2 separate regions of the Mus musculus genome follow, and region 2 is linked to region 1. The links are chromatin loops, found by intact Hi-C in ENCODE. Cell type or tissue: gastrocnemius. All regions are shown on one strand. Each heading gives the region's core, and the rest is flanking DNA. Links, peaks and the distances in the headings are about the cores only. Region 1 has its middle 19 kb from the start of 4930579K19Rik. Region 2 overlaps Rbp1 (retinol binding protein 1, cellular).

The links. Hi-C counts contacts between places; a loop is a spot of excess contacts. Peaks named below come from ENCODE experiments on the same cell type or tissue, not always from the same donor. Only the 100,000 strongest peaks of a DNase experiment are listed, where the experiment ranks them.
Region 2: it touches region 1 in a loop (4-fold over the local background); 18 of 42 quality-filtered maps call a loop at or near these places.

Annotation. Positions count from the first base shown.
Region 1 is chr9:98,539,977-98,548,308 of GRCm38, reverse strand. No RefSeq gene overlaps it. Among named protein-coding and RNA genes, the nearest start is that of 4930579K19Rik, 19 kb to the left of the region's middle. In gastrocnemius, for the core only: no CTCF peak of the experiment used is centred there; a DNase peak (open chromatin) is centred at 3,603.
Region 2 is chr9:98,437,851-98,446,182 of GRCm38, reverse strand. Rbp1 (retinol binding protein 1, cellular) reads right to left here. Exons shown (of 4, transcript NM_011254.5): 3 at 1,492-1,593. Among named protein-coding and RNA genes, the nearest start is that of Rbp1, 19 kb to the right of the region's middle. In gastrocnemius, for the core only: a CTCF peak has its summit at 3,371 (motif pointing left); DNase peaks (open chromatin) are centred at 651, 1,151 and 3,355.

The DNA.
Region 1 (8,332 bases), core at 272-8,271:
CAAACATAATCAAATCCATCCATCAATCACACTTTCTTGACTTGAGGAAGTTTGCCAACTCTAATAACCTCAGCCTTTTCAACACCAAATGCCCATAGCTTATGGATTACTACAAGGCAGGACACTTGAGGTGGTGACATCCTTTTCAACAACTAATCCCATTTTTCTGCATCTGGTTTTGCATTTTACTCCTTGTGCTGCTAGGCCTGTGCCCCCACTTGCAGCCAGCTGTTTTAAAGCTATTGTTGTTTCTTCTTCTTCTTAATCTGTATTATTGCCCTATGGACAAGATGTGCTGGACAAACCAGATACAGAAGAGTTACCTGCAGTTACCAAGTAGGCATGGGAAGTGGAAGAAAGGACTCCATTTAGAGACTAGGATATTGCTAATAATCCAGGGTGTTTCAGAAATTCTAAAAACAGTAGCTGGCTCACTTACAGATATACTTTCTCTAGTCTTCTCTATTCTTAAATATGACTGACCTGCTAGGGACCTCAGGACCTAAATAATGACATGACAGTGAGTTCCCTGTTTCTGCTCTTCACCATGGATCTCAAACTTAGAACTGAAGAATCAGCAACCTGGAGACACCAACAACCACAAACAAAAACCAACCCAAACGACGACCTGCTCTCACTAACCAATGGACCACAAGAAAGGCAGCCTATTAAGACAGAGTCTTTTAGATGACGATTGGTTGACCCCAGAAAGGCAGCTTACAACCAAAGCTGTCCTACCCCTCCATACAAACAAAGACCAAATAGCCAACCTAGACTTCTACTTCCTACCAAAATGTGAAAAAAAATTATTCCTGTCTTTCTGCTGATGCTGGAATGGCATCAGAAGCCAAGCAGAGGTTTGGGCCCTAATACCTACTGGTATTAGGAGGTATAGTAAGGAGGCCATTCCTCCACAGCATCAGTGGAGACCAGTGTGAAGCCTGGGAGTCCAACCAGATATGAAGTTCTCTCCCATCCCAGTAGAGAAGCTCTAAAAGCAAAAGGACCCCTTATTTACTGTAGATGCATTTTTGGGGCTACTTTATTGAGTTCTTATAACTATCATCCTTCTCCACCCTTATTCCACCCTGATCCTTCCAACCCCCTACTACTAGGTAGGAGAAAAAGAAGGTTAGAGGGGGAAGGGGACATAGACCTCTCTAGACTACTTCCTGCTGATTAGGGATGTCGAGTTCTTAGGGGCAAGCACAGTCTTTGTGGTTAGGATACTGCTAACCAGCAATCCAGCAATCCAGCAATCCAGCAATCCAGCAATCCAGCAATCGCAACGGCGGTGGCAGTGGTGGTGGCGGTAGTGGTAGCAACAGCAGTAGGCACTGCAGGCCCTCTCATATAGCTTTCTCCAGATTCCCCAGAATTCCAAACATAAATTATCTGCAGCCGGCAAAAATCACACCCCTCCTGGAGCATGAAACAAATCATAGTTAGTGGCTGTGAACAATCTGAAGCAGCCCCATATCCCACACCTGGTATTAAAACAAAAACATAAATCACATAACATAACGATTTTTAAAGAAACCAAAATTCTCACTATGCTTTACCTCTGCAGTACCAGTAAAGTCAACACAGGGAACAGCAATGGTGCACCCCTAGCTATCCCAGCCAGGGGATATCCCAGCCAGGAACAGCCCAATGGTAAGCTTTAACTCCGACCTTTGCCTAGTGGTAATGAGAAACTCTTCCACTTGGTACTGAGGGGTTAATGGAGGTTGAGTGGGGAACCTGGAGTCCTCTCTGCACATGCCAACAGTGAGATACCCTTCCACCTTGTCCCTGCCTGTCACTAGTGCAGTGTGTGAGGAAGTCAGAACAGAATGCGCAAATAAATTAACACAGTACCCAGAATGTCCAGGTGCCAACAGAAAATCACTCATCGGTGGTTTTTCAAGAGCTAGAAAACAGATGTCAACATTAAGATGTGAGAAACTTTAAAATTATAAGACAGATATTTCAAAGCAGTCACCATAAAAATGTTCAATAGGCAATGTTGAGTATATTATAAATACAAGCAGGAAGCCTCAAAAAGCTAAAAATATATCAGAAAAGAAATAAAAGCTTGAAGAATCTAATGAAAAAGTTATGTTAAAAACTTCATAACTGAGCAGGGAGGGCAGCACTTGGGAGGCAGAGGCAGGTGGAGCTCTGCAAGTTTGAGGCCCGCCTGATCTACAGAGTGAGTTCCAGGACAGCCAGGGCTATCCTTGTCTGAGAAAAAACCTTGTCTCAGAAAACCAAGAACCAAACCCAAACAACTGAAAACCAAGTCACAGCCCCACCCCCAAACCCATAACTGACATAAGAAAGCTCAAATATGAGAAGGGATAGCAAAGCTGATGGCACAGGGACATCACTGAATCTAAGCACTACAGAGAAGGCAGACTGAAACCACAAGAGACAGAGCTTCATGGACCTCTGGGATTTATGGCAACTCTAACATTTATATCCTTGGAGTCCTGAAAAGAGAAGAAAATTAGATCAAGGCTCAAAACCCAAAAACCAAAACAGAAAAAGCAAAACCAACCAAACAAAAAGTCCAAAGTTTGTTTTCCCGTCACAGTCAATTCAAGCTAGCAACAATTAACAGGAAGGTATCAGGAAAGCCTATATATGCTTGAAAACTCAGCAGTGCACATTGAAACAGCAAGTGACAAAGAAAGCCATGGGTGGTGGTGGGGGGGACGTTGAATAACAGTGGCAAAATAGCATGCCACAATCCCTAGTGTGCAGCTAACACAGCACTGAGAGGTGACCTGGCAGCAGTCAAGGAGTGCGTTGGCAAAGGAGAAACAGCTCAAGTGAATAATCTAAGCTCTGCCCTGAGGAGAGCAAACAAAACCCAAGACCAGCAGAGGGGAGGAAATCCTAAGAATGAACACCAAGCAATGGGGAACAGAGAGCAGAGGAAACTGTTGAGACAAAGGCCCCATTCTTGGGAAAGCTAAGCAAGATGGACAAAACCCACAAGCTACCAACATTAGAACCAAGCAAGGGTGGTGACTACCGACCACAGAGTTACCATGAGGAAAATAACAACCCGATGTGTGCAGAGGGGTTTTGTGTGTGTGTGTGTGTGTGTGTGTGTGTGTGATGCTTGATGTTGGAGTCATCAAATATTCTATCAGAACTCACCCAGTACGAAGGAGTCTGAAAAGGTTCACTTTAAGGTAAATGAGTTCATAATTTGAAAATGTCCTCCAGTCTCTAGTCCCAAATGCTTTCCCTGCATAACCACACCCAAATATTTAAAGAATACCAATTCTGCACACTCTCTCCCAGAAAAGATGATAATGCCCCGCTCCATTTTGTGAAGCCAAGTACTTCTTCAATGACAAAGCCAAACAAGGAGATCACAGAAATAAAACAGGAAGCTGTACGTCAATATATCTCATAAAGCCAAACACAGAACCTATCAACAAAATTTTAGCCAGAGAACCTGACAGTTAACAAGAGGGAAAACGGGGCTGGAAAGATGGATCAGTGGCTTCCAGAACATTCTGCTCTTCTAGAAGACCTGAATTTGGTTCCAGCACCTAAAGAAAGGAGGACTGCTCACAATCACCTGTAAGTCCAGCTCCGGAGGACCCAGTGCCCTCTTCTGGACGCCTCAGGCACCTGCACTCACATCACACATTGCCCCCCCCCCCAAACATATATAGCACAACAGGAGGATTTGTATTACACATAATCTTAAAAGTAAATGCTTTAAAAAGAAAATAAAATGAAACACACACTGTAGCCAGGGAGAGTTTGATTCCATAAATGAAGGGCTATTTCAAGATTTAGAAACCAAACAGTGTAATTCAATCCAACAGATCAATAAAGTCAAGCCAATGTGTGTGTATGAGAGAGAGAGAGAGAGAGAGAGAGAGAGAGAGAGAGAGAGAGAGAGAGATCTGTGTGTGTAACTCCATATGCTTATGTGGGCTAGAGGAGGATATTAGGTGTTCTGCTCTGTTGCTCTTCACCTTATTCCGGAAAGACAAGAGCCTCTTACTGAACCTGAAGCTTATGCATGGCCACACCCCCCACAAGTGCCAGGGTTATGCGTGGCCACACCCCTAATTGGTGCCAGTGTTATGCACAACCACATCTGTTTCAATATGTGGCTGAGTCATCTCCTCTGTCCCACGCAACTAATTTTGATAAAAGTTCAAAGATACACTATTCAGGGGAACAATTCTGTTTGTTTGTTTGTTTGTTTGAAACAGAGCCTCACTATGTCTCCCTTGCTGACCTGGAACTCCAGGCTGGCCTTGAACCTACAAAGATCCAGCTGCCTCTGACACTCAAGTGCTGCTGGGATTAAAGGCATGGTTCTCAACCTGTGGGTCTCGACCCCTTTGGGAGTCAAACAACCTTTTCACAGGAGTCATATATCCCGCATATCAGATATTTACATTGCAATTTATAACAGTAGCAACAAAAATAATTTTATGGTATGGGGGTCATCACAACAGGAGAAACTATATTGAAGGGTCACAGCATTAGGAAGGTTGAGAACCACTGGATTAAAGGCAAGGGTGACCACCCAGCTATTCCAGCCTCTTTAACAAACAGCAGGGGACAGTAGGTTAGGAAAAAGAGTATCAGTCTGTCCTACAATGTGGACAGCCATGAACTCAAAATGGGTCATGGGCTTAACTATAATCCAAGTAAGCCACACAATTTTATAAAACAGAGAGAGAGAAAAAAAAAAGAGGAATTCTTCAGATTAGGGCCAAGGAGTTCTTAGATTTGATACTAAAAGCACAGCCCATTAAAGAAAATATTAAGTTGAGCCTCCTCTGGTTAATAGCCTGTCAAGGACGGTGTTATTAAGATAGAGGCATGAGCCTCAACAAGACCTGAGCGAGGTCAACACCGAGAGACCTGCTAAAGAAGCAGGGGAATGTCATGGAGCCTCAATCCTAGAAGAAGAACTACACTCAACTAAGGAATGCCAGAGGGACAACTTGTTATCCATATCAATATATCCAAAATCAAATGGTCAGCTCTGAAATCATACAACCATACACATACAAGTAACATATAAGCACAAACAGCGCAGGTTGTGTTTATATACTTAGTCACACACACATACACACACACACACACACACACACACACACACACACACACACATAACAACAAAGAAATAGAGGCCATAAATTTGAAAGAGAGTGTGAGAGTGCATGGGGAAGGAAGAGGGGCAGAAAGGGAAGGGGGAAATGATGTCATTATATTTTAATTTCAAAATAAAAATATTTTAAAAGCATAAGCTTTAGGTTATATTTGCATATCCCCGAAAGAACTAGTAGCTAGAATGTATTCAGGATGCTTCAAATTCAGCAGTGATGCAAACAATCTGGTTATAAAACGGGCAAAAGACATAAAGAGATAAACCATCAAAGAGAATATGCAGAAATGCAAATAAGCCTAGGAAAAGATGTTCAACATTATTAGCGATTGGGGAAAAGTCGCATGCTGATCAGCACAGCTAATGCGCTGGCCAGAATCTGGAGACACAATTATTCATGTGCTGCTGGTAATGATGCAAATTGTGGAAATCAGTTTAACATTTTCTTTTAAAAAAGAAAACAACAACAAAAAAAACCAAACCCTGAGCGTGAAGCTATTCTAAAACTAAGCAGTCCTGCTTCTGGGTCTTTCTCCTAGAAAAATGGAACTATGCGTGAAATCCCATAATTTGTGATTATGACATCTTTGTCCCTAAGAGTGGTAAAAGCCTGGAAATAGCCCAGCTGTCATTCCACAGGTGAGCAGTTCCACAGAGGCATCCACACCACAGAACACGACTCAGCAATTAGAATCTATGACCTATGGATGCCAATGACAACCTGAAACCCCCAGACAGCCGTGCTCAGTGAAAACCATCCTGGAGCGTCACACACTGCCGGGCTTCTTACTTGATATGGCTGAAGTGACAAATTTATATGAACTGTGACCCAGCTAGTTGCCAGGTGTTGAAGAAAGGACAGTTAGATAGAGAAGCTACTGTAAGGGTCCCTGGAAACTGTCTTTAGACTTAGCAGAAAAAACAAAACAATACAGTCTCCAAATATCCTTCAGCTTTAACATCTTGAACCAGCACAGCAATTTAAGAACTAGGAAATGAACATTGCATGATACTATCATGTCCGTTGCTCTGTTCAAACTCCACCAGTGTTTCCACTAAAGTTACAGGTTGATTGGTTGGTTGGTTTTTCTTGCTGTGTGGGGGATTGAACCTAGAACCTCACACAAGCTAGGCAAACACTCTACCATGAGTTATGTCCCTAGTCTTAGCCTTACTTCCTATTGTGAAACAGGATCCCACTGTAACTCGTAACCCTCCTGCCTCAGCCTCCAAAGTAGCTGTGACCAGAGGTCTGCACATCCAGGATCAGGAGATAAACTTTCTCTAAGTTGTGGGATCCTTCAATGTGTTTAGTTAGCACCCCCACCCCCCGCCCTCAGACAGTGTGCTTCATGAATGGCCTTGCCACTTCCACAGAGTGAATATGTGTCACTGAATACTGAAGGCCCCTCATCACAGTCCTAGGTAGTCCAGGTAGTCTTAGGACTGGTCAGAGCTTCTGCATCGATTCCAGCTCCTGAAACTTTTCCTGATCTCCAGGAATAGGAAGGCAGAAAGTCCGAGCTGTTGGTACAGTGAGAGCCACGGAGCCATGCCTAAGCCCTGGACCATTCATTCTTGTCAGTACGGTACAGCTGGACAGAGAGAGCAGGATCCACATGCTTGATATTCAAAAGTTGCTCTGCTAAATTAACTATGTTTTGCAGTTATCTGTATCTTTTTGACATCATGTTTTAAAATTTATGTTTATTTTATGTGTATCGGTGTTTTGCCTGTATGTCGGCGTGAAGGTGTTAGGTCCTGGACTTAGAGACAGTTGTGAGCTATTATGTGTTAGATCCTGGAGTTACAGACAGCTAGCTGTAAACTGCCATGTGGGTGCTAGGAATTGAACCTGAGTCCTTGAGAGTCCTTTACACAAGCAGTCAATGCTCTTCACTCCTGAGCCATCTCACCAGCCCCAGTTATCTGTATTTATTTTAAAGATCTAAAAAGTGAAGTCTTTATGTATTCTTAGGGTTTATGTAGTCTTAGGGTTTCTGTGATGAAACACCATGACCAAAAAGTAAGTTGGGGAGGAAAGAGTTTATTAGGCTTATACTTCCAGATTATAGTCCATCATTAGAGGAAGTCAGGACAGGAACTCAAACAGGGCAAGAACCTGGAGCCAGGAGTTGATGCAGAGCCCATGGAAGGCTGCTGTTTACTGGCTTGCTTCCCTGGCTTGCTCAGCCTGCTTTCTTATAGAAACCAGGACCACCAGCCCAGGGATAGCTCTACTCACAATGGTCTGTCATCACTAATTGAGAAAATACCTTACTCCATGGAGGCAGTTCCTCAACTGAGGCTCCTTCCTCTCTGATGATTCTAATTTGTGTCAACTTGACACACAAAACCAGCCAGTAAGTACACTGTATAACATCATTAAGAAACCAGTGGGACTTTTTTGTTTGTATGTTTGTTTGCTTTGTTTCTTGGGGGGGGGGGTGAGGCAGGGTTTCTCTGTGTAGCCCTGGACGTCCTGGAACTCACACTGTAGCCCAGGCTGGACTCGAACTCAGAAATCCGCCTGCCTTTGCCTCCCAAGTGCTGGGATTAAAGGTGTGTGCCACCACTGCCCGGCTTGCTTTGTTTTTTTGAGACACAGTCTTATTATGCAGCCCTGAATGGCTTGGGACTCACTAAGTAGACCAGGCTTGCCTTGAACTTGCAGTAAACCTCCTGCCTCTGCCTTCTGAGGACTGAGTTTACCAGCATGCATTACCAGCATGCCCAGTTTTAAAGAAAAGCTTTCACAATCTTGGACTAGGCATCATAGTGTGTGTGTTTGTTCCCCAACAGTGCCAAGCACAGTACCAGAGTCTAGTAGGTGGGTGATGTCCATCAGTTGATTTGACACTGTTAGCCTAGCCAAGTTCACTCTGAATGTAACATAAGGCAGTGTAATAGGAAGGCTAGCAAGATGGGTTCCGGGGCCAGCAGACCTGATTTTGACAAGCTACGTGACCTCAGGCAAGCCTCAGTTTTCTTTATCTGAAATATGGAATGAATAAACACTAAGCTCTCATAGGACTGACAAGGTTAGGTGGGATTTTTCCCCCTTAGTCGGGGTTCTTATAGAACAATGGTTCTCAACTTTTCTGATGCTGGGACCCTTTAATACAGTTCCTCACGCTGTGGTGATGCCCCCAACCATAAAATTATTGTGCTGCTACTTCATAACTGTAATTTTGC
Region 2 (8,332 bases), core at 113-8,112, 100 kb after region 1:
GAGCTTCACTACGTCTTTAGGAAGTTGATAGAATGGGATCCACAGAAATGAGGCTCTCTGATCCTGTAGCAGGAGTTGGGTGAGAGAAGGAGTGGCTCTAAGTTGACCAATAGGAACTCTTGATGGCTCCCTTGTTTTTATTCCCTTAAAAAGCTAAAGGGCTTCAGGAATCCTTTAGGCCTGGAACAGTCTGTGCCCAGGCTCAAAAGAACTGAGCCCGGAGGCGTGGTTCACTACTTTGCCTCAGAGTAGTTCAAGAATTTAAGCCCAGACTGCCCACTGAAGTTCCCTGGAACTACCTTATCTCAGTGGGTGGACCCAGGCCTTCCCAGTCGTTCTAAGAGCAACCAAGACAGCCCAAGGTCAGCCCATAGAAGCAGCTCCTGTTGACTATGGCAGGGGTTGGGGGCAGTGGCAATCAAACTCTGCCTTCCAAGTTGTTGGGAAGCGAAGCTGGATATTTGTGTGACCATTACTAAACCTGAAATGGTGACAGAAGAATCTTGAAGCTCTTCGAGGATCAAGTGAAACCCCAGAGAACCTTCTGCACCCTGATTTGCAGCCTCTGGCACAGAGCCACGGGGCTAAAAGGTGAGGGGACACTGAGATCATGTCCACCCTGTTTGCAGCTAAGCAAACAGAGACCCAGGGAGTTGGCGGGTGAACCCCATGGCCCGGGGCCCCATGCAGCTGGCCTGCTCCTCTCGTTCCAGTTCTCCTCTCCTCCTCCACAGCTGCAGCTGTGGAGCTCAGGGGCAGTGGTAGGGCATTCTGAGATGAAGATGTGATAGCTGGGTCCTACCCAAGGCACCCAGTGAGTGGCCCAGGATTTAGCTCAAGGTCATCTGAACCTTGAGAGCGAGGCTCTTTCTGCAGGGAGGGTAGTTGGGGAGTTCCAGGAAGGAGGAAGGATAGAGACTTCCACCTCAGAGGACATGGGTCCTGGTAGCTCTCACGGAGCCCAGCCATCTTGCCCAGGCAGAAGGCAGAGTAGAAGTGGCTTTGCCCTGAGGCTGAGGGTAGAGAGGAGGACTGACTGAAGAAAGCCTTTCCTGGCCCCCAGCCTAAGGCGAGATCACACACTCCCGGTGAATTTCTGCTTGGCTCTGGTCCCATTGTGCACAGGATACATATATGTTATTTGGAAGTGCTTTGTGGAAGTGCAATAGGACTTGCCAGCGAGCCCCTCAGAGTTCCACGTCTTCACCATCAAAACAGGAAGCTGATTTTCTGTTCCAGAGAACACAAGGACCTTGACAGCTGCTCATACTACCACCTGCCTCTCCGCCTGCTCCCCCTGGCTGGACCTTGAGTCAGCCTAGACCTTGGAAACACATTGTATGGTTTCCAAGTCATTCAGGCATCTTCTGCAGAAGAGATACTTTAGAATAGAACCAATGCCTACCCAGTGCTCTTTTCCATTGTCCATTCACTCCCTCAGGGCATGAGGACTGCTGGGGACACAGCCTGGGTCCCCACCGTGGAACCTACCAGGTGAAGTTCATCACCCTCGATCCACTGCGTCCAGCCACGTCCCTCCTTCTCTCCCTTCTGCACACACTGGAGTTTGTCACCATCCCAGCTCACAGTGGTCTGCCAAAGCAAGAAACACAGTAGTCAGTCCTGGGGAAGCACCCACACCCACACTCAAGAGGACTGAAGGAGAGAGAGGCTCCTGACCTCAATAATTCAAGATGCGCTTACGGCAATTCTAGTGCAGAAAACTCACATCCTAATACTCCCTGCCCGCCACATGCTTTTATTAAAGTGTGCAGATCAGTTTTAAATTTATGAAAACCTTCATAAATTCCACTTAAAAGGGCAATTAGGACAGGGAGAACGTCATTGAGGCAGGGTTGTGAATGGGAAACAGGGAGGAGGGATTTCTGAGATATGCCAGTCAGGGCCTCGTCCCCTCATCTCTGTGAGGAGAACCCTGCCTATCCTAGACAGTTCATCTACTCAATCATTATTATTTCAACTTCTGCTAGGTCTTCTTTTTTTTTTTTAAAGATTTATTTATTTATTATATGAAAGTACACTGTAGTTGTCTTCAGATACACCAGAAGAGGGCATCAGATCTCATTACGGGTGGTTGTGAGCCACCATGTGGTTGCTGGGATTTGAACTTTAGACCTTCGGAAGAGCAGTCGGGTGCTCTTACCCACTGAGCCATCTCACCAGCTCTGCTAGGTCTTCTAATATCTACAAAACCCCACCCATGTCCTCAGAGAGCCTCCATCTCCTAGGGAGAAGGAGCTCAGATGTCAACAAGATGTTGGTCGACAGCCTCCTGTCTTCTCTAAGCCAAGTCTCAGTTTCCACTGTTATATCCTGCTGTATGGCCTGGAATCTCCTGTACATGTCCCAGGTTAAGAGACTTGCTCTGCTCATCTGAGTGGTGTGGACATAGGTCAGTAGTGCTCGGAAGCCCCCTCTTCTGATGTGCTATACAGCTTTATGTTGCTGGGGTTTCAGACCAGGGGCTTTGGGAGGTCAGCAGTAAGTTAAGGAAGGGGAGTCCAGGGAGGAAGAGACACTGGGGTGGGCTCCAGAGAGGAAGGCTGGACCCATAGGGGAAAGGTTCCTGGTGCTTTGTCAGGAGACAATGGCAGAGATGGGGGACTCTAAGTACAAATGCTCAGGACTTGAACTATGGGTAGAGTCCTCCTGTCCTGCCTGAGACCAGCCCACAGGCTGGACTCGATCTGATGGAACCTCACATCCCACCCTTGAGCCTCCACATCCTCATAGAGCATGGCGTGTCCTTCCAGATGCTGAGAGAGAAGACAGGCATCCCTGAGGGGTTTCTGTTTCTTTGAGCAGCCAAGACCCACCCAGGAACACGGGGGGAGGGGGGATCAAAAAATGGGAGCTCAATCTTGTCTCCTTAGCATGACCATTAAATAAGTGCCTGAGTCAACAGAACCTGAGCTGGGTGACAGATATGGCCAGGACATCTCCTACGTACCATGCCCACATCCTTTTGGATATACATCCTTGCCATAAGGGAAAGTCCTCATGAGCCCTGCCACCCACCTTTCAGCGGGAAGGACTCTGTTCAATCTTGCTCACTGTGTGGTTCTCAGTGACTTTAACATTCCCAGGATCCCCACATTCCCACCTGGCATGAGGGAGCCGACTCTGGGGCCTTGGCTTTAGATAGCTCAGGTTCTGAGCTTCCTGCATTGTCTGTCACGTTCAGCTCAGCATCAGGACAGTCAGTAAGAGCATAATGCAGATGTGAGGGAGGAAAACGCTGGCAAGGAGTGCAAAGTGAGGACTCCACTGGAGGCCCACTGGCTCCTTTCTCCTTGATGCCCTCCAAGCCCCATCTTTGCGCTTGCTGATCACTACTGCCCTCTGCTGTTGAGATGAGCCTGCAGTGAGACATTCAGGAGATGCCGGGGAGATGGGTCCTTTTCCAAAGTACAACAGTGTGAATTAGAGCTCCAAAAGTCATGTAAAAAGGCCAGTGCTGACCTCTGTTACGATACCAGGGCTAGGGAGATATTAGATATTAGAAGATCTTTGGGAGCCCAGCCTACTCTGTGAACCATAGGCTAATGGGAAACCGAATAGAAAAAAGAAAGGGAAAGAAGAGGAAGAGGAAGAGGAAGAGGAGGGGGAGGAGGAGGGAAAGGAGGAGGAAAGAAAGAAAGAAGAGAGGAAAGAATGAAAGAAGGAATGGAGGGGGAAGAAAGAAAGGAAAGAGAGAGAAAGAAAGGAGAGAGGGGTGGGGGAGAGAATTCCTAAGCCTGGCCTCTGGCTTCCACACACATGCATACATGCAACTGTACATGTAGATGAGTGTGTACACACACACACACACACACACACACACACACACACACACACACATACACACACACGAGGGAAAGAGGGAGAGAGGGAAAGGGAAAGAAAGGGGGGGAGAGAGAGAGAGAGAGAGAGAGAGAGAGAGAAAGAAGAAGGAGGAGGAGGAGGAGAGGGGAGAGAGAGGTAGAGGTAGAGAGAGAGCAAACTGGGTTGACATTTTAGAAGGCAGAGCACCTGCCCCACTAGCTAAGCCTGGATCCTCAGAACTAATATTTAAAAGCCACATGCAGTAGTACACATGTCTGCAATCCCAGTGTGACTCTAGAGGCAGGCAGGAGGTGGATAGAACTGTCTGAAACCAGTGGTCTCAGTAACCTAGCATAAGCAGCCATGAAACAAGAGAGACCATGGCTAAAACAAAATGGAAGGTGAGGACTACCACCGAGGTTGCTCTCTGACCTCCATGTGTGTGGCATAGCGCATGTGCACCTTCACAAATGACACGAGCAGACACACAGACAGACAGAAGTGAGGCAGGCATAGCCAGGGGTGCACCAGTATGCACACTGATCTCACTCCTGGAGGCAGTTCACAGTGAATGTGGGGCACAAGAAGCCTCGTGGCTCCTCTCCTTGATTCAGAGACGCACTTGGGGCACATGTGTAGCCTCAAGCCTGAGAAAGTCCAATGTAAGTCAGGTCAGAATACAGTACAGTCTGTGACTGACGAGACTGCGGTGGGCAAAGGCTGTTATGTCCCAAATGTGGCAAAAAGCAGTGCACAGGGTGTCATCCATGCCTGGCTTGGGATGGGGAGAGGGATGGAGAAATGAGTTCTCAGCTTCAAACAGTTCCTAAGAACAGGTAGTTTCCTGTGCACTCTGCAGGTGAAGGGCTCCAGACCCCATTGAAGCATGAACAGACTGGCTGGGTCTCAGCTAGGATCTACAGGGCATTGTCTTTTCTTCCATTAAAGCTGGCAGATTCATACCTTCTGTACTTAAAAGAAGAAATGCAAATGAGTCTATGTAACTTCCCTTCCTCAGAAATAACTGCCTAAAATTTTGGAGTACTTCTATCCAGTCGTCTATCAACATATCCATATATTTCTGCTTTTAGAAGATTAGGATTGCCGTCATGTATGCCTTTATGTCCTCATTTCTTTATTTATTAGAGGTGATTTCCACGTCCACAAATAGTAGCCATAAGCATGCTTTTCACTGTTATGCACTATGGAGAAAATGGCCACGTCATTTGCAAGAGCCAGAGGAAAATGAAAATGAGGGACTCTTATTCAAAAATAGTAATGATTTAAAGACAGCACCAGCAGAGCATCCAGACAAGTGAGGAGCCCCTCAGGGCCCTGGTGGTGTTTTACTGAACACACACTCCATTATTCAGCTGGTTACCTACTCTGGGACATTTGGGTATTTTATAATTTGAAACAGTATAAATAAGACTTCCTCATATACAAAGCTTTCAGCACATTATTTCCTCAGAACACATGTTCTGAGGAGGATCTGTCTGGTGGAGTTGTGTGCAAATTGCTAAAGCTTTTGACAACCATGCCAACTGGATCACCAGACTCACCCGTTTACCCTGTAGGACTACTGTCAGAGAATGGCCGTGACTGGTATATTCACTAGGTAAGGTGGGCTTCTGCCCCCAAGGCTGTGGTCATTCTTTCTAAATCCCATGGCATATCCAGATATAAGCAATAGTAATGCCTTAGCTCAGGGGGCTGTCTGGTGGTAGGCAGAATATCCATCACTGTGGTAGGAGGTCCAGGAGCAGATATATGCCTAATATACAGAAGTCTTTCTGAGAACCCTATACACAGGGAAGAGATCCCTCAGTTGGTCCTGTCAGTGTCCAAGCCCTTTCCTGGCCTCAACCAAGTTCCTCTTGATTCTTATCCTAGGTACCTTAGAGCACAGATTGCTCTCGACTATACTGGACATGGTAGGGCATCTGAGGTTAGAAAGGTTATGTGACTTTATCAGAATCACAAGGGCACTCCTGTTTCCCATGGCAGGGCACTTGGTAGACACCTGCTAAAGTCTTTGGAAGTAGGAAGATAGGTTTTGGTTCCACCACGTGAGAGGTTGAGGCAAGAGACTCACTATAGGTTTAAGGTCAGTCTGGCCTAGGTGGTATTTGTCTCAGTGACTCAAAGTCTGGTGTTCTATAGCAGCAGGAAAGGGGTGTGAGGAGCTGCGGGGAGAAGGGCAATCACTCGGAATGAAATGGAAGGCAGCTTTGGCTAACTTGGAACTCAATAGGTAGACCAGGCTGGCCTCAAACTCAGAGATCCAACTGCCTCTGTGTCCCAAGTGCTGAGATTAAAGGTATGTGCCATGCCCGATGGTAATTCCTTTTTTTAATGACACAAAAATGTAAATTTTTCTTACAACCTACTCTAGGATCCAAAAACACCACTTTGGCCTTCCTCTGAGGTCAGTAGCCAGCCATCTTTCAAAGCCTGATTCGAAGGGGTCTTGGCTGTTTGATTCACTTTCCTAGATTCACCCAATTAATCTGCATTTGGGGGTGGGGGACTTCAATCAGGAAGACATTCCTGATACTTTTCAAGTTTCAAAGAGAGGGGAGGCTGGTCTCTCTCTCTCTCTCTCTCTCCCTCTCTCTCTCTCTCTCTCTCTGTGTGTGTGTGTGTGTGTGTAAAACTGCTACCCTAGACTCAGAATCCCACCTTAGCTATGAAGACCAGATACAAGGACAAGGCAGTGGACAGTCACATTGTAATTTAGCTTCTCAATAGTACTTATTTCAACACCACAGGAAGGTACAAAGGGGCTGGAGCCAGGGCAGCTGCTTATACCCAAAGCCAGCCTAAGTTTTTTATTAAAAATGAACAATAATCCACACCTCTTTGGCTGTGTCAGCAGTTTCTGAACCATGTGCCAAGAGATGAGCGAAGACAATTTTATACTATTCTGACAAGGGACTGTCACTTCAAAAGCCATTATCTACTTCCCAGCCATTCAGAAATCCTAGCTGGCACTGCAGTCAGCAAGCTGGGGTGACCCTGTCCCGGGGATGTCTTGATGTTCCTTTGTCCCTTTCAGGTGACCAGTATTGGTTGTGACAGTCAGTGACCCCACATGACCTATAAATGCTGAGACTCAATGTGGCTCTCAGAAAACATGTGACATTTATTAAAGTTCCCACAATCTGCCACTCACTCACTCTAAGGACAGGGATGCCTCCATGCTTGTCCACAAAGAACTGCCAGGGTCTCCCTTGCTGTACCCGCCTCTGGGTCAGTCTTATCTCTGTGGGTTCAGAGGCAGGTCATAAGAGGAGATGCCTTTCCTATGGGGAGTCTTGTCTACAAGCTCCGGAGTCCAGTCTGACCCAGCTCTGACCCCAACACCCACACTCTTTAGATTTGGGGATAAAAATCAGAGCCCAGACAGTGAGTTGGTACTTCTTGTGTACAGCCTGTGAGTTGTTAAAAGATACAGATCTGCCTTGCCTCCTGCAGTGTGGTTTTAACACATGATTTTCTCTCGGAGGGTCTTCCCGTTCCTGTTAAGACAGCCTTTGGTGCTTGTATTAAACAAGCTGTTGGGCGGAGGGGTAGGAAAGCCATAAGTCCTAACACGTGAGACCCAGTCCTGAGAGCTTGCAACAATGTTTCATTAATCCGCAAGGGTTAGAGAGGCAAAAGATTCCTAAGTTTCTGTAATATTCAGCCTGCTGCAGGTGGGGCTGACGGCACTCAGTTCTGCCCCACTGGGAAGCGCAATGGGTAGGCAGTGGCTTCTCTTTGTCTAGTCCTCTCCTAAGGGAATTCCTTAAAATTACCCCAAATGAGCACATTTAGGAGAGAAAGCCAACTCACTGTGAGCACAGATGAAAACCAAATTAATAAGGCTTTAAAATGTTAATGAGTAACTAGAGACACAAAGACCACTAAAAACAGCCACTATGAATACATGTTGTCATAACAAGACCTCTGAGGGCACAAGAGAATTCAATGAAGACATTCATTTCTACCATGAAGATGTTAACAGCTAATGGTAACACAAGTCTTAGGATAAACAAAATGAAATATGTTCTGATTAATAATCTTGGCACATTAGTTCCTCCCCGCCCCCCCATAATCTTGGCACATTAGTTTCCCTCCCCCCCCAATCATTTTTAGAAAGGGCCTTGACTCAGGTTAGACCATTACAGTGCTAGGGCTACCACTGAGACTGAAGTTCTGAGGAGCAGGTGAGAGGCTGGGCTGGAGAATGTTAGAGGTCTGTGTCACCCAACCCTGTCCAGGCACCTGGAAGGCTTCCTGGTTGAAGTGACAGCATCATATCATGATCACCACCACCACAGTCACCATGGTGACCAGTACGGATACTCAGCAGGGTGCAGAGCAGGTTATGAAGCACCCTCACCTTGACTCCTCCAGACCCCGTGTAGTCTGAGGACTGAGGTCACCCAGCTGTGGAGCTGTCAGCGACTGTGCTCAGCATCTCCTGGGTTCAGCTGAGCCTTACATGAGGAGGACATGTAGC